Regions from separate parts of the Homo sapiens genome. Here region 2 is linked to region 1. Evidence: chromatin contacts called from ENCODE Hi-C or POLR2A ChIA-PET data. All regions are on one chromosome and are shown on one strand. The core of a region is the stretch at or near the end of the contact, and the rest is flanking DNA. Distances in the headings are between cores, read along the strand shown. Region 1 holds the start of NLE1 (notchless homolog 1). Region 2 overlaps RFFL (ring finger and FYVE like domain containing E3 ubiquitin protein ligase).

The links. A loop is a pair of places that touch in the nucleus more often than their neighbours do. ChIA-PET counts read pairs that join two places held with the same protein, here RNA polymerase II (POLR2A). Pooled maps may share reads with other maps.
Region 2: a loop to region 1 is called in a pooled map, with 4 times the contacts of the local background. The contact joins the enhancer-like site here to the promoter of NLE1 in region 1. A Hi-C loop is called at or near these places in 6 of 50 pooled maps. POLR2A ChIA-PET finds 5 or more read pairs at or near these places in 2 of 52 experiments (Caco-2 and activated naive CD4-positive, alpha-beta T cell).

What each region holds. Positions count from the first base shown.
Region 1 is chr17:35,139,599-35,145,704 of GRCh38, reverse strand. It overlaps NLE1 (notchless homolog 1), which reads left to right and starts at 3,402. Exons shown (of 13, transcript NM_018096.5): 1 at 3,402-3,447; 2 at 3,583-3,726; 3 at 5,639-5,856. The coding sequence starts at 3,430. RefSeq lists an enhancer at 3,094-3,971.
Region 2 is chr17:35,043,571-35,049,248 of GRCh38, reverse strand. The region is part of intron 1 of RFFL (ring finger and FYVE like domain containing E3 ubiquitin protein ligase); the gene reads left to right. The region is part of intron 5 of RAD51L3-RFFL (RAD51L3-RFFL readthrough); the gene reads left to right. Among named protein-coding and RNA genes, the nearest start is that of RFFL, 17 kb to the left of the region's middle. RefSeq lists enhancers at 2,196-2,325, 2,466-2,565, 2,626-2,675. Within about 2 kb of position 2,433, at least 11 of the 41 ENCODE cell types and tissues checked have a DNase peak (open chromatin) inside an H3K27ac peak, as active enhancers do.

The DNA of each region.
Region 1 (6,106 bases), core at 2,153-4,652:
CCAGACCAGCCTGGCCAACATGGCGAAACTCCATCTCTGCTAAAAACACAAAAGTTAGCCGGGCATGGTGGCGGGTGCCTGTAATCCCAGCTACTAAGGAGTCTGAGGCAGGAGAATCACTTGAACCCCAGAGGCAGAGGTTGCAGTGAGCCAAGATCATGCCACTGCACTCCAGCTTTGGTGACAGAGCAAGATTCCATCTCAAAAAAGAAGAAAAAATAAAAAGAAGGTGCTCAATGCTATTTGTTGAATGAATGAATGAATGAAATAATTCCATGGATCTGTGATTCTGTGATTTCTTTTTTTTGTTCGTTTGTTTGTTTTGGTTTTTTTTTTAATTGAGACAGGGTCTCGCTGTCACAAGTGGAAAGCAGTGGCATGATCACGGCTGACTGCAGCCTTGACCTCCCAGGTTCAAGCAATTCACCCATCTCAGCCTCCTGAGTAGCTGGGACTATAGGTGCATGCCACCTGGCTATTTTTTTTGTAGAGACATGATCTCACCATGTTGCCCAGTCTGGTCTCAAACTCCTGGGCTCAAGTGATACTCCCACCTCGGCCTCCCAAAGTGCTGAGATTACAGGTGTGAGCCACTGTGCCAGCTGGATCTGTGATTTCTAAATGTGAGGAATACCAGGATGTTTTGAAAACATACAACAGGGAAATATGACATCATATGACATCATTTCAAAGGTTTCCCTGCGTAAGTGATAAATGAGTTGATACACATAGAACTCCGACAACGTCTGGCAGAGAGTAGGCACTCAATACATTTATTGGATGAATGAATAAATATTCAAGGCAAGACCTGAAGAATGAGGAACTATTCCTGTATTAGTTGGCTCTGGCTACCATAACAAAATAGCACAGACAGGGAGGCTTCAACAACAGAAATTTATTTTCTCACAGCTCTGGAGTAGAGAAATCCAAGGTCAAGGTGCCATGAGGGTTGGTTTCTGGTGAGGCCTCTCTTCCTGGATGCAAACAGCCACCTTCTCACTGTGTCCTACTATGGCCTCATCTTTGTGTGTGCTCAGGGAGGCAGTGCGGGGGGCGGGGAGAGACAGAGAGAGAGTACTCTGGAGTCTCCTCATTTCACAAGGGCACCAGTTCTATCTGATTAGTGTCCTACCCATACAAACTCACTTATTAACCCTTCCTATGTCCTTTCAGGGCCCATCTCCAGGCCAGGCATGGTGGCTTACACCTGTAATCCCAGCACTTTGGAAGGCCTAAGACAGGAAGATCATTTGAGGCCAAGAGTTCGAGACCAGCTTAGGCAACAGAGTGACAGCCTTGTCTCTACAAAAATTTTTAAAAGTTAGCCGAGTGTCAGGTATAGTGGCACACACCTGTTGTCCTAGCTACTCAGAACACTAAGGTAAGAAGAGCACTTGAGCCTGGGAGTTTGAAGCTGTGTGAGCTATGATCACACTACTACACTCTAGTCTGGGCAACAGAGTGAGACCCTGTCTCTAAAAAAAAAAAAAAAAAACAATAATAATAATATATGCTATCTCCAAATACAGCCACATTCAGAGCTAGGGCTTCAATATATAAATTAGGGCAGAGGCGTCCAATCTTTTGGCTTCTCTGGGCCACAGTGGAAAAAGAATTGCCTTGGGCTACACATAAAATACACTAATGATAGCTGATGAGCTGAAAAAAAAAATCGAAAGAAAATCTCATAATGTTTTAAGAAAGCTTACGAATTTGTGTTGGGCTGCATTCAAAGCCATCCTGGGCTGCATGCAGCCTGTGGCCCAGGGGTTGGACAAGCTTGAATTAGGGGAAGGGCACAATTCACTCCATAACAGTTCCAGACAGAAAAAACTGCATGGGCAAAATCACTGATGCAGGAAGAGCCATGCCTTGTAAGAACTCAGAAAAAGCCAGCAAGATTTAACCTAAAGAGAGGGGTGGCTGGACATAGCAAGGCTGAATTGACCATTATAAGGAGTGTTCTTTTTTTCCTGCATGTAAGGGAGCCGTCGCAGGGTTTGAGGGTGAAGAGCAGCAGGCCAGATTTTTGGTCTGAAAAGATAACCCTGGCTGCATCGTGGAGAATGGGTAGAAAGAGGCAGGAATGGAAATGGGGGGGCTCATCGGGAGGCTGTTGTAGCGGTCCAGGCAGGTGATGATGGTGACTCTGACCAGAGTGAGGCAGTGGAGATGGGGAGAGCAGATTCAAGCTGTGTTCATGAGGATGACTTGGCAGAGCTTGAGACTGCCTGAGCAGTGGAGGGAGAGAGAGGAGAGTTGGCAAGGGAGATCCTTCGTTTCAGGCAAAAGAGCTCAAGTTCATTGCTGTCTGCTTCAGTTCCTCAGTAATATGGGGAGAAAAGGGTTGTAAGAATTAAATGAGTTATGTGGGAAAGCACTTAGAACAATTCCTGACTTGTTGATGTCATTATCACTATTATTGCTTTACAGCATTGATGATTGTAGAAATGATTTGCTTTTGTACTCGAGTATTATTGAGTTGATCCATTTTATTTATTTATTTATTTATTTATTTATTTATTTATTTATTTATTTATTGAGACAGAGTCTTGCTCTGTCATCCAGGCTGGAGTGCAGTGGTGAGAGCTCGGCTCACTGCAACCTCTGCCTCCCAGGTTCAAGAGAATCTACCACCTCAGCCTCTCCAGTAGCTATGACCACAGGCGCATGCCACCACGGCTGGTTAATTTTTTTGTATTTTTAGTAGAGACCTGGTTTCACCATGTTGGCCAGGCTGGTCTCGAACTCCTGGACTCAAGTGATCTGCTCGCCTGGGCCTTCCAAAGCGCTGGGATTACAGGTGTCAGCCACCACGCCCAGCCTTGACTTGATCCATTTTTAAAAGGATACTAATTTCTAGGCTAGGCGTGGTGGCTCACACCTGTAATCCCAGCACTTTGGGACACTGAGGCTGGGGAGTGGGGGACTTGCTGCTTGAGTTCAGGAGTTTGAGACCAGCCTGGGCAACATAGTGAGACCTCGTCTCTACAAAAAATGAGAAAAAAATAACCGGGCAGGGTGTCATGTGCCTGTAGTCCAGGCTACTCTGAGGCTGAGGTGGGAGGATCGCTGTGCCAGAAAGTTCGAGACTGCAGTGAGCCGTGGTGGCACCACTGCCCTCCAGTCTGGGCGACGGAGTGAAACTCTGTCTCAAAATGAAATTAAATTAAAATGGGGCAAGAATCCCTGTTGTGAAGAGTCAAAAGTTTACTGTGTCCTCTAAGACCCTGGCGAAAAATAAATGTGAAGGCTGTTGAGGGGCGGGAGGAGCACCAGGTAAGCCCATTTCTAATCCCTGAGGCCGTGCGCAGCGGGACGCTTCTCCTCCCCAACAGCAGAGGGCGATGTGGCCGGCGGCGACCCCGCCCGACCACGGAGACGGCGCTCTGTCTGCCGGGCTCTTTCTCCTCCACGTGGGGACGCAGGATGGCGGCAGCAGTGCCGGTGGGTGTGCGTGGATGGGGGCGGGGGGCGTCGCCGCGGGGCGCTAGGGCCCGGGTCCCTGAGGCCTGAGAGAGGCGAAGTGGGGCCCTTCTGGGCGGGCGACCAGACTGACTCCCGCCCCACTTGCTCGCGCAGGACGAGGCGGTGGCGCGCGATGTGCAGCGGTTGCTAGTGCAGTTCCAGGATGAGGGCGGGCAGCTGCTGGGTTCCCCGTTCGACGTGCCCGTGGACATCACCCCGGACAGGCTGCAGCTCGTGTGCAACGCGCTACTGGCCCAGGTAAGTGGCTGGCCAGGGCGGCCTCGCATCTCCACCCCCGGGCGGATGCGGTGGGGGAATCATATTACCGAGGGTCTGCGGTTCATGGTCCCCCGCTAACGGACTGTGGTGACCCACCTGGCGTGAGCTCCCACCTATGTCAGAGATGGAATCAGTGGCATAGCGCTTTACACGCCAACCAAAGGGGTCCACCTGCGGAGAGGGGCCTAGCTTTGAACGCACCGGATGCTGTATTTCATTGATTCTTTGTCACAGTCCCCCAGTCTGGGACACGTTAATATCCCCATTTTACAGCGTGGCCCGGAGGGACTCAGTATTTTGCACGATGCTATGTAGTAGGTAGCAGATTTGGAATTGGAACCCAAAACTATCCGAATACCCATGCTTTTATTTATTTATTTATTTACCTTTTTTTTTTTTTTTTTTGAGACGGAGTCTCACTTTGTCGCCAGGCTGGCAAGCTGGAGTGTAGTGGCGTGATCTCTGCTCACTGCAATCTCTGCCTCCCAGGTTCAAGCGATTCTCCTGCCTCAGCCTCCCGAGTAGCTGGGACTACAGGCGCGCGCCACCACACCCAGCTAATTTTTGTATTTTTAGTGGGGACTGGGTTTCACCACGTTGGCCAGGATGGTCTCGATCTCTTGACCTCGTGATCCTCCCGCCTTGGCCTCCAAAGTGCTGGGGATTACTGGCGTGAGCCACCGCACCCGGCCTTTGCTTTTAACCTTTAAGCCAGTGTGTTTACTGAAGAGCTGCCCTGGGGACAGGGGAGGTCCTTAAAATTGCAGTTCCTGGACCCCATCCCAGCCTTACTAAACCAAACTCTGGGATGAAGCAGAAAGTCTACATTTTTTAACAGGCGTTTTGGGAGCTTTTTACACAAATATAGTGTAGTGTGGTAGTTTGGGAAACACTGCATAATGCTATATGCTAATCCTATCTTGGACGTAAAGAACCTGAATTAATCATTGGCAATAGGACATTGAACTAATTACTTAGTTGTTCTGAGCCTCTGCTTTTGAAAACTGTCAGTGGGAATATTAGTATCTACTTCCCACGGTTGTTATGAGATGCAGATAAAGAATTTCAGGCCGGGTGCAGTGGCTTATGCCTGTAATCCCAGTACTTTGGGAGGCTGAGGTGGGCAGATCACTAGAGGTCAGGAGTTCGAGACCAGCTTAGCCAATATGGCGAAAACAGTCTCTACTGAAAATACAAAAATTAGCCAGGCGTGGTGGCAGGCGCCTGTAGTCCCAGCTCCTCGGGAGGCTGAAGCAGGAGAATTGCTTGAACCCAGGAGGCAGAGGTTGCAGTGAGCTGAGATCTCACCACTGCACTCCAGCCTGAGTAACAGAACGAGACTCCATCTCAAAAAAAAAAGAAAAAAGAATTTCCAAGTGCTGTGTAAGTGTCCTGCAACTGCTGTTCAGTGACTTAAAAGGTCTTGCTAGGCTGGGCACAGTGGCTCACGCCTGTAATCCCAGCACTTTGGGAGGCCGAGGCAGGTGGATCACCTGAGGTCAGGAGCTTGAGACCAGCCTGGCCAATGTGGCGAAACCCCGTATCTACTAAAAATATAAAACTTAGCCAGGCGTGGTGATGGGTGCCTGTAATCCCAGCTACTCGGGAGGCTGAGGCAGGAGAATCTCTTGAACCCAGGACGCGGAGGTTGCAGTGAGCAGAGATTGCTCCACTGCACTCCAGCCTGGGTGACAGAGCGAGACTCTTGTCTCAAAAATAAATAAATAAATAAATAAAAGGTCTTGCTCAATGGGCAATGATGGGGGTATCCCTAGCACGATGGCTGAAAAGAAGAAGCTTCACCTCCCACAGCTCAGTGGGGAGCATCCCTGGCAGAGGGTGCCCCTGCACATCCATTGTTGCGGGTTTGTCCTTTACCATTGTCCTTCAGGAGGATCCCCTGCCACTGGCTTTCTTTGTCCACGATGCTGAGATCGTCTCCTCACTGGGGAAGACGTTGGAGTCCCAGGCAGTGGAGACAGAGAAGGTCCTAGACATCATCTACCAGCCACAGGCTATCTTCAGAGTCCGGGCTGTGACTCGCTGCACCAGCTCCTTGGAGGGTCACAGTGAGGCAGTCATTTCTGTGGCCTTCAGCCCTACGGGAAAGTAAGGACAGCTGCAGACTCATGGAGGGGGTATGTGGGGGTGCAGTCTTTGCCTGGTTTGGGGAGGGTCTCCCAGAGTTATAATTGATGGGGCCTCAGGGCTGCCTACCATAGACCCAAGCTCTGGACTCAGCTTGCAATTAAGGGACTTCCTCAGTAGGGCATGGTCCCCAAAGGCTGCTTAAGGACCCCTGCCTTGGACAAACCTCTCCTAGACTTGATTTTTCAAGATCTGAGCTGTGTGACTTGTA
Region 2 (5,678 bases), core at 1,184-3,683, 95 kb after region 1:
TCCAGGAGCAAAAGGGTAAAGTAGCAGCATATCTCAGTGTGGATGGTCTAGTGACTGTGTGTGAAAGCAGTGAGAACAACATGCCTTTCTGCTATCAGCACAGGTGTCTTTTTTCTTGACTCTTATCAAAGGGTGGGAATATGAGGCATTTTGCATTTTGTTGTGGGATATAGGCAAATAGTAAAACCTTGAAGATAGGCTGAACACAGGTGTTCTTGGCAAGGAGAGAATATGGTGAAAATACAAAGGTTTTTGTGACACCAAGAGAACTAGAAATCACCATTCATTTCTGCTGCTTGGCGTAGATACTGGGTAGATCACATCCTCCTGGCAGGAGCAGAAAACATTTCAGAAAGTCAGCATAATTTTCAGATTGAGATCAAACATCAAACCAAGCTAAAGGTCTGTGGGAGGAAGGGGGTGCTTAGTCTGAATTCATCCTGGATTTATCACCAAATCCTATCTGACTTCAGTGCAGTGCAAGCAATTACAGTGCATCAGGTGGAGGCCGGAGGCATACGTTCATTCTTTGAATTTGGCAGAGAAGGGTTGAGGAGCTAAGGGAGAAATTCTAAACTGGCTGGACTGCAGGGTTGTGGGGAGTAACAAACTCATTAGCAATGGGGTGGAATTGGGAAGAGATTTAACAGCCTGGGGCTGCAAGGAGGATAAACCACTCTGACCACCTCTGAGAAGTTTTTCAAGGGATTATATAATTAAGAACTGGTGGAAGAACTGTAGTCATTTAATTCTTAGAGGAGTGGTTCAAAAACTAAACTGAACCTGATTAGAGGTATTGGCATACCTAAATTTTTATTTTTTTAATTAATTAATTAATTAATTTTTTGAGATGGAGTCTCGCTCTGTCGCCCAGGCTGGAGTGCAGTGGCGTGATCTCGGCTCACTGCAAGCTCCGCCTCCTTGGTTCACACCGTTCTCCTGTCTCAACCTCCCAAGCAGCTGGGACTACAGGTGCACACCGCCACTCCCGGCTAATTTTTTGTATTTTTAGTAGAGACGGGGTTTCACCGTGTTAGCCAGGATGGTCTTGATCTCCTGACCTCACGATCCGCCCACCTCGGCCTCCCAAAGTTCTGGGATTACAGGCATGAGCCACCGTGCCCGGCCCCTAAATTTTTAAAAAGCAGATAGATAGAGGAATAGAACTGATAAACGTCTTTTTAAAGAACCTTAATGGGCTGAGTGCAGTGGTTCACGCCTATAATCCCAGCACTGTGGAAGGCCAAGGTGAATGGATTGCTTGAGGTCAGGAGTTCGAGACCAGCCTGGCCAACGTGGTGAAACCCCGTCTCTACTAAAAATACAAAAATTAGCCGGGCATGGTGGTGGGCACCTGTAATCCCAGCTACTTGGGAGGCTGAGGTATGAGAATCGCTTGAGCCTGGGAGGCAGAGGCTGCAGTGAGCCAAGATCACGCCACTGCATTCCAGCCTGGGTGACAGAGGGAGACTCTGTATTTAAAAAAAAAAAAAAAAAGCTGGGCATGGTGGCTTGCGCTTGTAGTCCCAGCTAATCAGAAGGCTGAGGTTGGAGGATCACTTGAGCCCAGGAGGCAGAAGTTGCAGTGAGTGAGACCATGCCACTGCACTCCAGTCTGGGCAACAGAGGGAGACCCTGTCTGAAAACTAAGTAAAATAAAAAAGTTAAGAACCTTAATGGGCCTTTCTGTGTTAAAACAACAACAACAACAACAAAAACAACCTTAACAAAGTACTTTCTTTAAATTATTTACAGCCAATTTCTGTTGAACATCCATTATTTGCTGGGCTCTGGGTTAAATGCTTTGACATGCGTTATTTTAATCCTTTCAATTATCTTTTCAATGTAGCAGGTTTTAATTAAAGGAGTTAAATAACACCAGAATTCATTCTATACCATGGTACATTTGGCTGCAGTAATTTTCGTGCAGTCCACTTTGGAAAGGTAAATTGCATAATTTTGAGCCTAGATAGAATTCCTGTCTGGAAATGCCTTCTTTTCCCGGTGCATTGGAGTGCCAGAAACCCCTTCACCTAGTCCCTGCCTTCATTTAAAAAAAAATCCTGGTTACCCATTAGTCAGTCATTGTGATAATATCTTGTGAAAGCAGCTTCTTCAGTAGAAGGTCCAGAAGAGCTTATCTGGTAAATCCTCTTTCCTGCACCAGAGTAGTAGGGGGATCAGAGTCTCTTTATTCTTGATGAGCTTTGTCATCAGTTTCGATGGAAGAAGGATCCTGCTGTAATTAAACTGCAGGTCCATTTATTCTGTTTTCAGCGTTGTTAGAAGACTTTACTCTGAATTGCTTTGTTTCCTGATTGACTCACCCTTTGGGGCAGAATGCCTGGGTTGAAATGAAAGCGTAGGTTTCTCTGCTGCGGTGTTCAATCTGTCATCTCTCCTAAACTCCACACTAAGAAGCAGCCATTTAATTGGTCAGACCCCAGGGGTGATATTTTGGCACAGCTCCATTGGTTAGAATTACTTTTCCCTGAACTTCATAGCAGATGCTGAGGTCCCTCTGCAGATATTTGTCATAGAATAGTTGAAACCAGGGAGTTTCTGAGAACATTTATAACTTGTGATTATTATGTATGTCTTTCAGTTGTTAACAGTTACCGCTTAAGAAAAAGAGCTCACTTATTGCTAGTGGGAAGTGAAATCTCTCTCCTTTCCCCCTTATTCATATTATTATTTTAACAGTTTATGCTCCAAGACCCTCTGCTCTCTGGTTCCTGTATCATTTTGTTATGTTTCTCCTTCCACCTTGCTTGGGCTGTGCAAGTCGGGAAGAACAGGCAAAGGTACACCCAGACCTGGGTGTGTCTGGTAGAGGTCGGTTTCTTTGATTTCTAGCATGTCTTTATTTTACATCTGCATTTGTTGTTTTCATGTTTATTTGTATTTGCAGTTCCCATTGCAGCACCATTCCAATCCAAAACAACAGTGAAGGCATTGAAGCCTTCTGTGTCTTTTTAGGAAGAGATGGAAGTGACCGTCTTGTTCCTCTTCCAGGCTCTCCTTTTCTGGTTTTGTCCTTCTGTAATAACAATTTAAACCATTTTTCTTTTCTTTTGTTTTTCAAGTAATCTTAGCAGACAAAGAAATTCTCTTCAGTCTTTCGTTCAAGGTATTGCTGTGGTTATGTGTGTTTAAAATCCTTAATTTACTGATCATCCCGGAATCATAATTGTGCAGTTTCTGTCCTTTTTTTTTTTTTTTTTGAGACAGAGTCTCACTCTGTCAGCCAGGGTGGAGTGCAGTGTGCAATCTTGGCTCACCGCAACCTCCGCCTCCCAGGTTCAAGCGATACTCCTGCCTCAGCCTCCCGAGTAGCTGGGACTATGGGCATATACACCACCACGCCCAGCTAATTTTTTTATTTGTAGTACAGATGGGGTTTTGCCATGTTGGCCAGGCTGGTCTCAAACTCCTGACCTCAGGTGATCCGCCGGCTTCAGCCTCCCAAAGTGCTGCGATTACAGGCGTGAGCCACTGTGCCTCGCCAATTGTGCAATTTTAAGCATGAATTTCTGTCCTTTTTTTTTAAAAAGCGCTCTATTGCTGTTATCATTAGTTAATAATTCAACAAATATGTGTTGATTACCTGGCATTAAGGCTGAGAATAAAGCTGTGAAATAGACCTACTCTTGTTTCCTGTTTCACTTTCCACACCCTAAATATGGAAGAAAAATACTTTAAAAAGAATTATATAGGCCGGGCATGGTGGCTCATGCCTGTAATCCTAGAACTTTGGGAGGCTGAGGCGGGCAAATCACTTGAGGTCAGGAGTTCAAGACCAGCCTGGCCAACATAGTAAAACCCCATCTCTACTAAAAATACAAAAAATTAGCCAGGCATGGTGGCACGTGCCTGTAATCCCAGCTACTCAGGAGGCTGAAGCATGAGAATTGCTTGAACCTGGGAGGTGGAGGTTGCAGTGATCTGAGATCATGCTACTGCACTCTAGCCTGGACGACAGAGTGAGACTCTGTCTCAAAAAAAGAAAAAAAAAAGAATTATACAAACTGTTAGCCAGTTGATTAGATACAGTACTGCTAGAATGCTCTTTCCCCCAGAATGTAATCATTATGAGATTCAAGGACCTTGCCTGTTGTTGTTCCTCTTACGTTCTCCAGAGGTACAGGAGATTCATGCTAAATAGTCTGATAAATCAATTATGGTTATAAGGAAGTGTATAAGATTCTATGAGGCCAGGCATGGTGGCTCACACCTGTAATTCCAATCCTTTGGGAAGTTGAGGTGGGAGGATCACTTGAGCCTGGGAGATCGAGGCTGCAGTGAGCTGTGATCGCACCACTGTACTCCAGCCTGGGTGACAGAGTGAGACCCTGTCTCAAAAAAAAAAAAATGTTATGAGAGCACAGACAGGATCAGGAAAGGTTTCCCTGAGGAAATAAATGATATGTAAGGGAGGTGAGGTGGCAACAGTGCTCCAGGCTGAGAGAATAGCTGAATAGCTTGAGGGAGGGAGATTCCTAAAGCCAAAATAACCTTGGTGTTTGAAGAACTGAAAGAATAGGATAGAGTAAGGAGTAAGGCCCTGAGCACTAAGGATTTGCTTTCATTATTATTTACTAGTTACCCAGTGACAACACTTACTTTATTTTTTTTGAGATGGAGTCTCGCTCTGTCTCCCAGGCTGGACTGCAGTGGTGCAGTGTCGAGTCACTGCAACCTCCACCTCCCAGATAAGCGATTCTCCTGCCTCAGCCTCCGTGCAGCTGGGATTACAGGCACCTGTCACCATGCCTGGCTAATTTTTGTATTTTTAGTAGAGACAAGGTTTCACTGGGATTACAGGCGTGAGCCTGCCGCGCCTGGCTGACAACACTTATTAAAAGGAGGGTAGACCAGGTGCGCTGGCTCATTGCCTGTAATCCCAGCACTTTGGGAGGCCCAGGTAGGATTGCTTGAGGCTAGGAGTTCAAAGACCAGTCTGGGTAACATAGACCCTGTCTCTACAAAAAAAATAAAAATAAAAAATTAGCTGGGCAAGGTGGTGGGTATTTGCAGTTCTAGCTACTCAGGATGCTGAGGTGGGACGATCGCTCAAGGCTACAGTTTGCTATGATGGTGCCAATGCACTCCAGGCTGGGTGACAGAGACTTGTCTCAATAAATGAATCAATGAAATAGAGCATTAGTTGCAGTTGAGACAATTAAGTCAGAAAAATCTCAACTGGAGCAAAAGTAAGAAGAGAAACTGAAATACACCTTAAATATCAGTTAAAGGCTTTATCTTTAGAAGGTTGGGGGTCTGTATCACTGGTACCCTGAACTTGTAGAAACTAGAAATGCAGATGACTTATGGGATGTATAAATTAAAGTTCTGTAGTCCCAGGAATGGTTTTTCTATGTATTATACTTTTTACAAGGTGCTTAAGGTACTTTTTATTGAATCCTACAAAAATCAGACCATTTTAATTCTGATTTTTGTAGGATTATTGTGTTAAATAAGACAACAGATGCAAACATAACAACTAACTTGGCACATTTTAGGTGTTTTGTAATGTTTTTACTTTGTAATCTTCTGAGAAAGGACTTCAGGAACCCCAAGTTCTGAATAACTCCCCCAATTTTCCCCGTGTCTGCCATCTGAAATAATAGCACAGAAGATTATGTCATGTCTAAAGTTTTGATCCTTTACATTAAAGT